Regions from separate parts of the Homo sapiens genome. Here regions 2 and 3 are each linked to region 1. The links are chromatin loops, found by intact Hi-C in ENCODE. Cell type or tissue: heart left ventricle. All regions are shown on one strand. Region 1 overlaps EPHA4 (EPH receptor A4). Region 2 has its middle 470 kb from the start of EPHA4. Region 3 has its middle 450 kb from the start of EPHA4.

Region 1 (2,500 bases):
TATAGGGTATCTCTACTATCTATTCCACAGTTCTCTTTTTTTTCATGTAATGTGTTTTCCTTCTTTTCTAGAATCTTTAGTCCAAGTTTTCAGGAGAAAGATGAGAGGAGAACACCACAGGGCCTGCAAAGACTGGAAGGGCTTAAATATTACGGGAGAAAATGTCCTCCTATTTTTAACACAGGATCATGATGAAACAGAAGCCTGTGAGAAGCTCAGACTTGGAGATGAGTGAGTGTCTCACCTCTCGCAGGCCTGAGTCACCTGGTCTATTATGCCTGTATTCTAAAATAATTTAACTGATAAAGATGGTCCACACCCTTTCAGATGAGACTACTGATATGTAGGTATCCTGAGTCTTATACCAGTAAAGTCCATTCTCCATGTAGAAAGTTCTCACTGAACTTGTAGGACTTATAGTATCTTTATGTTCTCTACAGACTGATATACTTCTTCATTTTGCTCATTCCAAGAAAATAACTACCTCTTTCAGGTGGTCCAATCATTTTGGTCTTTAAAATCCTTCCCAAACATTCATCTGCATGCTTTATAACTCAATCATTTCCTATCTTGGCCCTGTTTCCTCCTACTCTGAAAGACTCAGAAAAGGGAAACCAGAAGAACTGAAACCTAATGAATCTCTTTCTTACAATTAACACTTTATAAATCAACTTAAAATTGCCGTGCTTAAAGACCTGTTTTCTAATCTTTATTTCTTACTATTCCAGTGTTCCTGCCCCATTTCAAAATATAGCACCTACTGATCTGAACGTCTTCTAAAAGTACATTTCACCCCTCTTCCTAAATTTCAGGCCTGGCATCCTAAAATAGGCACTTCAGTTATTTCTTTCCTACTATTATTATTTTTTAAAGTTTTTTCCTTATAACTATTTGATGCCTGACAGGTATTAGTTATTCAAAATGCTGAATAGAACTACCTGAAATACTCTACTAATTGAGAAAGAAGCCACCCAGGTTGCAGAGAGCCATGAAGTGGCCTCTGATGAAAAGGCAGGAATTTAAGTGAGTCACCACTTGCCTGCCTCCTCTAATGTGTTCTTTCATACATCACTATTAAGTAAGCATGGCTGACCTGGAGCTCTCCGTCCCTGTCCTCTTCAAGCTGTTGGGGTTGCGGATGAGTTTGTCCAACATGTTGACAATCTGCCCAAATTTAGGCCTGTCGCTCCTCTCCTTCTGCCAGCAGTCTAGCATCAGCTGGTGGAGCGCAATGGGGCAGTCCATTGGAGGGGGTAACCGATAGCCTTCCTCAATGGCTTTAATCACCTATGGAAGACAACAGGATGGTATGTTAAGCTGCCAGGCAAGCTGCTGTTCAAGGTTCACCCTTCCGACTGGCATGTTTCTTGTGCATGAAGCTGCCAGCAAGCTGGAGCCTGGGAACAGCTCCAACTCCTTCACATGAGCCAAAGCTAGACCTGAGTATCACTGGCAACAGGAGAGGGAAGCCAGCTGTTGCACTGAGGTGTACTCTAAAGGGAAGATGCATCAATGTTCTCAAGTGGCTAGAGCCCAGTCAAATCCACAATGTGGTGTCAGTTTTGGTGACGGCCCTCAGAGATCATGTGGCCCTGCCCCCTGCCCCCTGCCTCCAGTCCCCTGCCCCGCTCCATTCTGCTATTAGCACACCTAAACACTCTTCGCAAAAGAGACTCTGACTTAGTGCCAAAGACCTCCCTTGGGAAGCAATTAATAGCTGTCTCCAAAATGGAATTTTCTTTGCCTCCTTTTAAGGCCCTGTCCTCTTACATAGACAGCCAGTGTGTCAACACCAGAGTCCAAGTCCAGACGCCCAGCCATTTTTTCTTTTGGATTACTCTACCCCTAGACACCAACTCTGAATTTCTTTCTTGGTCTCAGTTGGCTGTCAGTCGACCCTGTTAAAGGTGTTAGTAAGTAGATTTTTTTTAAAAAAGTAAAAAACAATTAAAAAAATTCCTTCTTTTGGGGCATTTACATTTTAAAGGAGACCCTCGCACATCTAAAGAAGGAAGTTATAATGGTACATGATAATTGTCTTATTGGCCAAGACCATCCAGAGTGCCCAGAGTGGTCTCCTTGCCTAGTAAGTCATAAATAACTCATTCAACAGTCTCTTTGCTAATTCTAATTTTTCTAATCTGTCTTCACAGGCATTAAATTATTTTCTTATAGCCTTTTCTCTAACATCCTCCCCCTGCTTTGGGGTATAAATTCCAAGAAAATAATATGGTAGGACATGCCAAATTTATAGAGGAGAACTACTTCACAGTTTTTTGGCTACTCATTACCTTTGTTTATGGATATCCTCTGAGATTCTGGAGGTGCTTTTATTTGTTTGGGAGTCTAAAAGTTTTATTTGCTTTAAATCACTCCATTTATTTTTCTTTCTATCAACATGATAGCTGCCAGAGAAATAAGCAGTGGTTGAGCCATCCCAATGACTTCACTGGACTCACCCTGTGGTGGGTCTATTGACTGCTCAGAAATTGGCCTTCGA
Region 2 (2,500 bases), 330 kb before region 1:
TTGTCATTTAACATTAGGTATATCTCCTAATGCTATCCCTCCCCCCTCCCCCCATCCCACAACAGGCCCGGGTGTGTGATGTTCCCCTTCCTGTGTCCATGTGTTCTCATTGTTCAATTCCCACCTATGTGTGAGAACATGCGGTGTTTGGTTTTTTCTCCTTGTGATAGTTTGCTGAGAATGATGGTTTCCAGCTTCATCCATGTCCCTACAAAGGACATGAACTCATCATTTTTTATGGCTGCATAGTATTCCATGATTGCACCTCAATTTCTATTATCAATTTGGAATGCATTTGGCTGGCCGTGGGGAACAGAAAACCCACTAAGCAGAACTGAGCACAAGCTCACAGGCATGTAGGTTTGTGTACTAACTCACTTAATCCTCACCACAGCCCCAGGAGCATGTAGAATTATCACTGACGGCGAAAAGGAGGAACACAGAGGTTAAGAACCACATCCAAAGATACATGGCTGTTAGATGGCAGATCTGGGATTCGAACCCAGCCTTTGGACTCCAGGGTCTGACCCTTCTTTACCTCCGATGTTCTGTTTACAGAAAAGGGAGGGACTTCCCATAATATCCAGAAACAGATTCTTTATTATCTGGGTCTCTTCAATGGTTCTTGTACACTGGGAATTTGTGGGAAGCATCAGAAAACCAGAAGTCAGTGTGTTTGCATTTTTTTTTTAATTTAAAATGGGAGCCACTTGGGAGTTTTGCTAATGCAGCACTTTTTCCACCTTTCTGTCTGCAGCAAGGTTGAAAAGCCTTCTTCCTCACAGGAAATAACCCGCAAATGAAATCACGAGACACAGTTGCTCTCCTTGGTGAGCTGTTGGAAGGGCGGACGATTCCTGGTCCATCCATTACCATGTAAATAATTAAACACCCAGAGCCCGCAGCCCAGGGTGGGCAGTCTGTGGCAGCAATTTGCTTTAAATATTGGTGAGCCTAAACTCGGTCAGTCATTAGCTCCTCCTAGTGGCTTTTTGGGCCTTCAATCAGGAGGCAGCTGAGGTGCTGCTGACTTTGAGGAACAAAATCCCTGATTGATGAGTAGCCTGAAGTTTCTTCCGAAGTGACAAGACCGTTCGTCACCTCTCAAGCCACAGGACTTGATTCCTCAGGGAAAGCTGCCCCGGCTCTAAGTACAAAATCTGATTTGGTCAACAAACTACTTTTACACAACCAGGGCAAAGCATGTTATCATCTATGCACGTGGCATTTATGATAACAATCAACACTGTGTGTGTAATTCTGTCCAAAAATAGAGTCCAGGCCGGGTGCGGTGGCTCACGCCTGTAATCCCACCACTTTGAGAGGCTGAGATGGGCGGATCACTTGAAGTCAGGAGTTGGAGACCAGCCTGGCCAACATGGTGAAACTCCGTCTCCACTAAAAATATAAAAATTACCCAGGTGTTGTGGTGCACGCCTGTAATCCATGCTACTTGGGAGGCTGAGGCAGGAGAATTGCTTGAACCCGGGAGTCAGAGTTTCAGTGAGCTGAGATGGCTCCACTGCACTTCAGCCTGTGCACCAAGGGTGAAACTCCGTCTCAAAAAAAATAAATAAAAATAGAGTCCAACCACAACTATTTTCTCTGTTAAAGATGAGTAGATACATGGATAACAAAAAAGACAATGCATTGAGAACTTAAATTTGGCTTTTAATTATGCTCTGCTCTTGCGTGTGAATAAAGTCACATCTGCCAAACTAAAGTCTAATGATTTCAAATAAAGCAACAAGGCCACACCTGAAGAGAAAAAGAAAACGTGGGGAAAAGGCCAAGAAGCTGTCCAGCTTCCCCATCCTGCCCTACTACTCAAGTGCTCCATGGAAACGACTTCAGCAGTGTTAATCAGCAGATCTCTTTCAGACTGATGCCACGTGTCACCATTCCCCAGACCTTTGATGGATTAGGTGAAGTTCAGTGTTTCAGTCTCAAAGGATATCTTGACAATAAAACTAAATAGAAGGAGCTGAGATGTCAACAGAGTCCCAAGTGTAGAGTAGGCATCATTCATAACTTAGAAGGACATTCGCTCTTGGACAAACCCAAATTAGAATAATCTACCTATAAGCTGGGTGCAGTGGCTCACACCTGTAATACCAGCATCTCCGGAAGCTGAGGTGGGAGGATCACTTGAGGCCAGGAGTCTGAGAATAATCTACTCATAGATAGATAATCCAGAATAGTGACACAAAGGCAAATGCAAATCACATTGAGAAAAAAATTCAGGTATCTACATTGCAAGTATAATCAAATAGGAAAAGTTCCAGCTCTCAATTTTGCTGCTGTAACTATGATCCCATAGTTTGATACATGATCCATAATCTACTCAACACTGAGTAAATATACTATGAATTTTATTATTTATGCCAGTAGGCATTAAAATTCCATCTTTTTTTTACCCTGCCAGCATTGATTACAACACAAGGACACACACATACATACACACACTCTACTATGGAGCAGCTTTAGAGCTTTAAGAATA
Region 3 (2,500 bases), 310 kb before region 1:
CTGTAAAGATAATAATAGTATTTAACTTATAATTTTGTGAAGATTTTAAAAGATGATAAATGTCAAAAGTTTGGCATAGTGTCTGACTTACTGTAAGCACGTAGTGCCTTCTGGCTGCTTTCATTGTTGTTATCATTATTAATCCCTTTCAAAGTTTATTGGACTTGTTAAAAGTCAATATTTTTACTTGGTATCAAGCAACTTCTGATCTTACCTTTTTAATAACATGATAGTAATTTATCATGGGTAAACAGATTATTTGGACAGACTATTTGGATAGACTATTCCAGTAGCAAACTTCAATGCTTTTCTAATATGCAGATAAAAGTATTTCAAAAAAGGAAAATATATCAGCAATACGAAGAAAACACATGAGGAAGGGTGTTGATAATTTTATATCAAATTAGGAAAAGTTAGCACATTGTAACATTCATAGTACTGAGTGAGTATAGAGTATGCAGGCACTACAAACATTTTTATGCTCAATATTTTGGATTCTCTTTTTTTCATTTATGAAGAAGGAAAGAGTAAAAGAATAAATGGTACCACTGACTTGTTACTGATGACTACACGTTAAGCACTCAAGAACAGCCTGCAAGAGGCCTTTGAATCCTTACTCAGTTGTGCTGGTTTAGAAATCCTTAGGGATTAGCTTCTCATTGACAACTAAGCCTGGGAAATGACTTGAGGGTTACACTTAGTACCCGTTCTTGTTAATAAATATTATAATACTTCTCTAGAAAATTAGATACAAATCCTGAGCAAACCAAAATCCAATTCCAAGAACAGCTTTCAAGTTTGAGAGGTTTTCTATCTGTTCCATGAAAGCACAAGGAGTAAGAAGCATTAATTGCAAAGAGCATTTCGATATAAAGACTCCATGGAGCATTCAGTACTTCCTCTATGTGAATTTTCAGTAGGAAAAAAAATAGGTCTTTCATGAAAAACAATCTCAGACTACTCCCTTCCACTCAGAATTCATAATTATGCTTAATCTGCTGCTCCTCTTGGCTCGCTTACAGGTCCTGTTGGCAGGTAGTGAATACAAAATGAATTTAATGGGGGGTCCCCTGGGAATGGAGCAAAAGTTTTAGCATTTACCGGTTCACAATGGAGAAAGGCCAGCTGTTGGGAGCCCTGAGCTCCACGGCCACAGCTCCCCCAAAGCAGCCACGCACATGGATGGCTGCAGGTCAGCAACCTGGGAAAGAAGAGGCAGCCGCTGGGCAAAGGATGGCCCTAATGTGAGAAAGCGAAACAGGACTGCAAAGCTGCGTGGCTCACCAGCAACAGAGCCAGACAGGCAATCCCTGGTGAGATGTGGCAATGCCCAGCATGGGGTGTGTTCCTGTCTGCTTTCCTTTGGCAGAAGGCTGCCCCAAGGGCAAGTGCTAATGAGAGTGAGGCGCTTGGAGATGGGAGATGCTTGAGTCCATCAAAGAGCTCATTCAGAGCTGCCCTGTCTCCACCACCCACTCAGGAGCTGCTGAACCAGCTTAAGTTACTATCCTCTCCACATTCCTAAAGGTATGGTTACTTACAGACCCACCGGACAGCCTGGGAGTAAAAGAGAAAGCATTTCTCACTCTGTGTGTGTGTGTGTGTGTGTGTGTGTGTGTGTTAGATACTGACATTTTGTGGTGTGTATTTTGTTTGTGTTTATGTGTACTTTAATTTATATTTAAAATAGATTTGAAGGAGTGATAATGCTACCAATTCCAAAGAAAGCTCTTTGTGTCTATCACAATCATTCACTCACTCATTCATCCTTTCATTCATTTAAACATTCTTCAGTATTTAGCGCATTAGATTATAAATCACCTGTGCCCTTTTTAAAAATAAAGTTGTCATCAAACGGAAATTTCTTTCACTGTGGTTTATAAAAACACTCATTCTCAAGCGGCCAGCATTTTGCAGAAATATTCCGTTTTGCTTTATTCTTTGTTTTAGGAAAAAGATTGTTTTAAATGTATTCTTTTTCACTCCTGATTTCTGTAAGCCCTTAATCCTATATATGACATGCATGTATGTATATATGTTTGTATGTGTGTATACATACATTTATTCATTCATAAAATTATTTATTAAACACCTACTATGTGCTGGGGTCTGGCCTAAATGCTGGGTGTGGAAAGAGGAGTAGGACACAGTCCAGACTTTTGAAAGTCTCCCTGACAATGAGAAAACGTGTATGTCAACAAGTCCAATCCTGCAAGCTATTAAAGCATCCAAGAGTAGTGTGTATTAGTCACCACAACAACCCCCACAATATGACTTTTTGCACTGAGGTGGGAGGATCTTAGATAGAAAAGGATGCCTGACTTGGATCCCACTGTTACACTTCAGTTTTAATGAAAAACACCAACAACTATGCGTTTTTCGGATTTATCTCCAGCATCTCTATTTTATTTTGAACAAGCCCCATAATAAAGTCACAGTTAATAAGGGTCACAGAGTATTTAAAGGGCAATAGCCACACTCTTAGTGGGGGCCATAGAGC

What was found. Peaks named below come from ENCODE experiments on the same cell type or tissue, not always from the same donor. Only the 100,000 strongest peaks of a DNase experiment are listed, where the experiment ranks them.
Region 2: a loop joins it to region 1, with 1.9 times the contacts of the local background. A loop is called at or near these places in 2 of 110 quality-filtered maps.
Region 3: it touches region 1 in a loop (2.0-fold over the local background); 2 of 110 quality-filtered maps call a loop at or near these places.

The regions. Positions count from the first base shown.
Region 1 is chr2:221,428,865-221,431,364 of GRCh38, forward strand. It overlaps EPHA4 (EPH receptor A4), which reads right to left. Exons shown (of 18, transcript NM_004438.5): 15 at 1,094-1,287. Among named protein-coding and RNA genes, the nearest start is that of EPHA4, 140 kb to the right of the region's middle. In heart left ventricle, no CTCF peak of the experiment used is centred here; a DNase peak (open chromatin) is centred at 1,407.
Region 2 is chr2:221,099,931-221,102,430 of GRCh38, forward strand. No RefSeq gene overlaps it. Among named protein-coding and RNA genes, the nearest start is that of EPHA4, 470 kb to the right of the region's middle. In heart left ventricle, a CTCF peak has its summit at 1,002 (motif pointing left); no DNase peak of the experiment used is centred here.
Region 3 is chr2:221,123,658-221,126,157 of GRCh38, forward strand. No RefSeq gene overlaps it. Among named protein-coding and RNA genes, the nearest start is that of EPHA4, 450 kb to the right of the region's middle. RefSeq lists an enhancer at 1,236-1,760. In heart left ventricle, no CTCF peak of the experiment used is centred here; no DNase peak of the experiment used is centred here.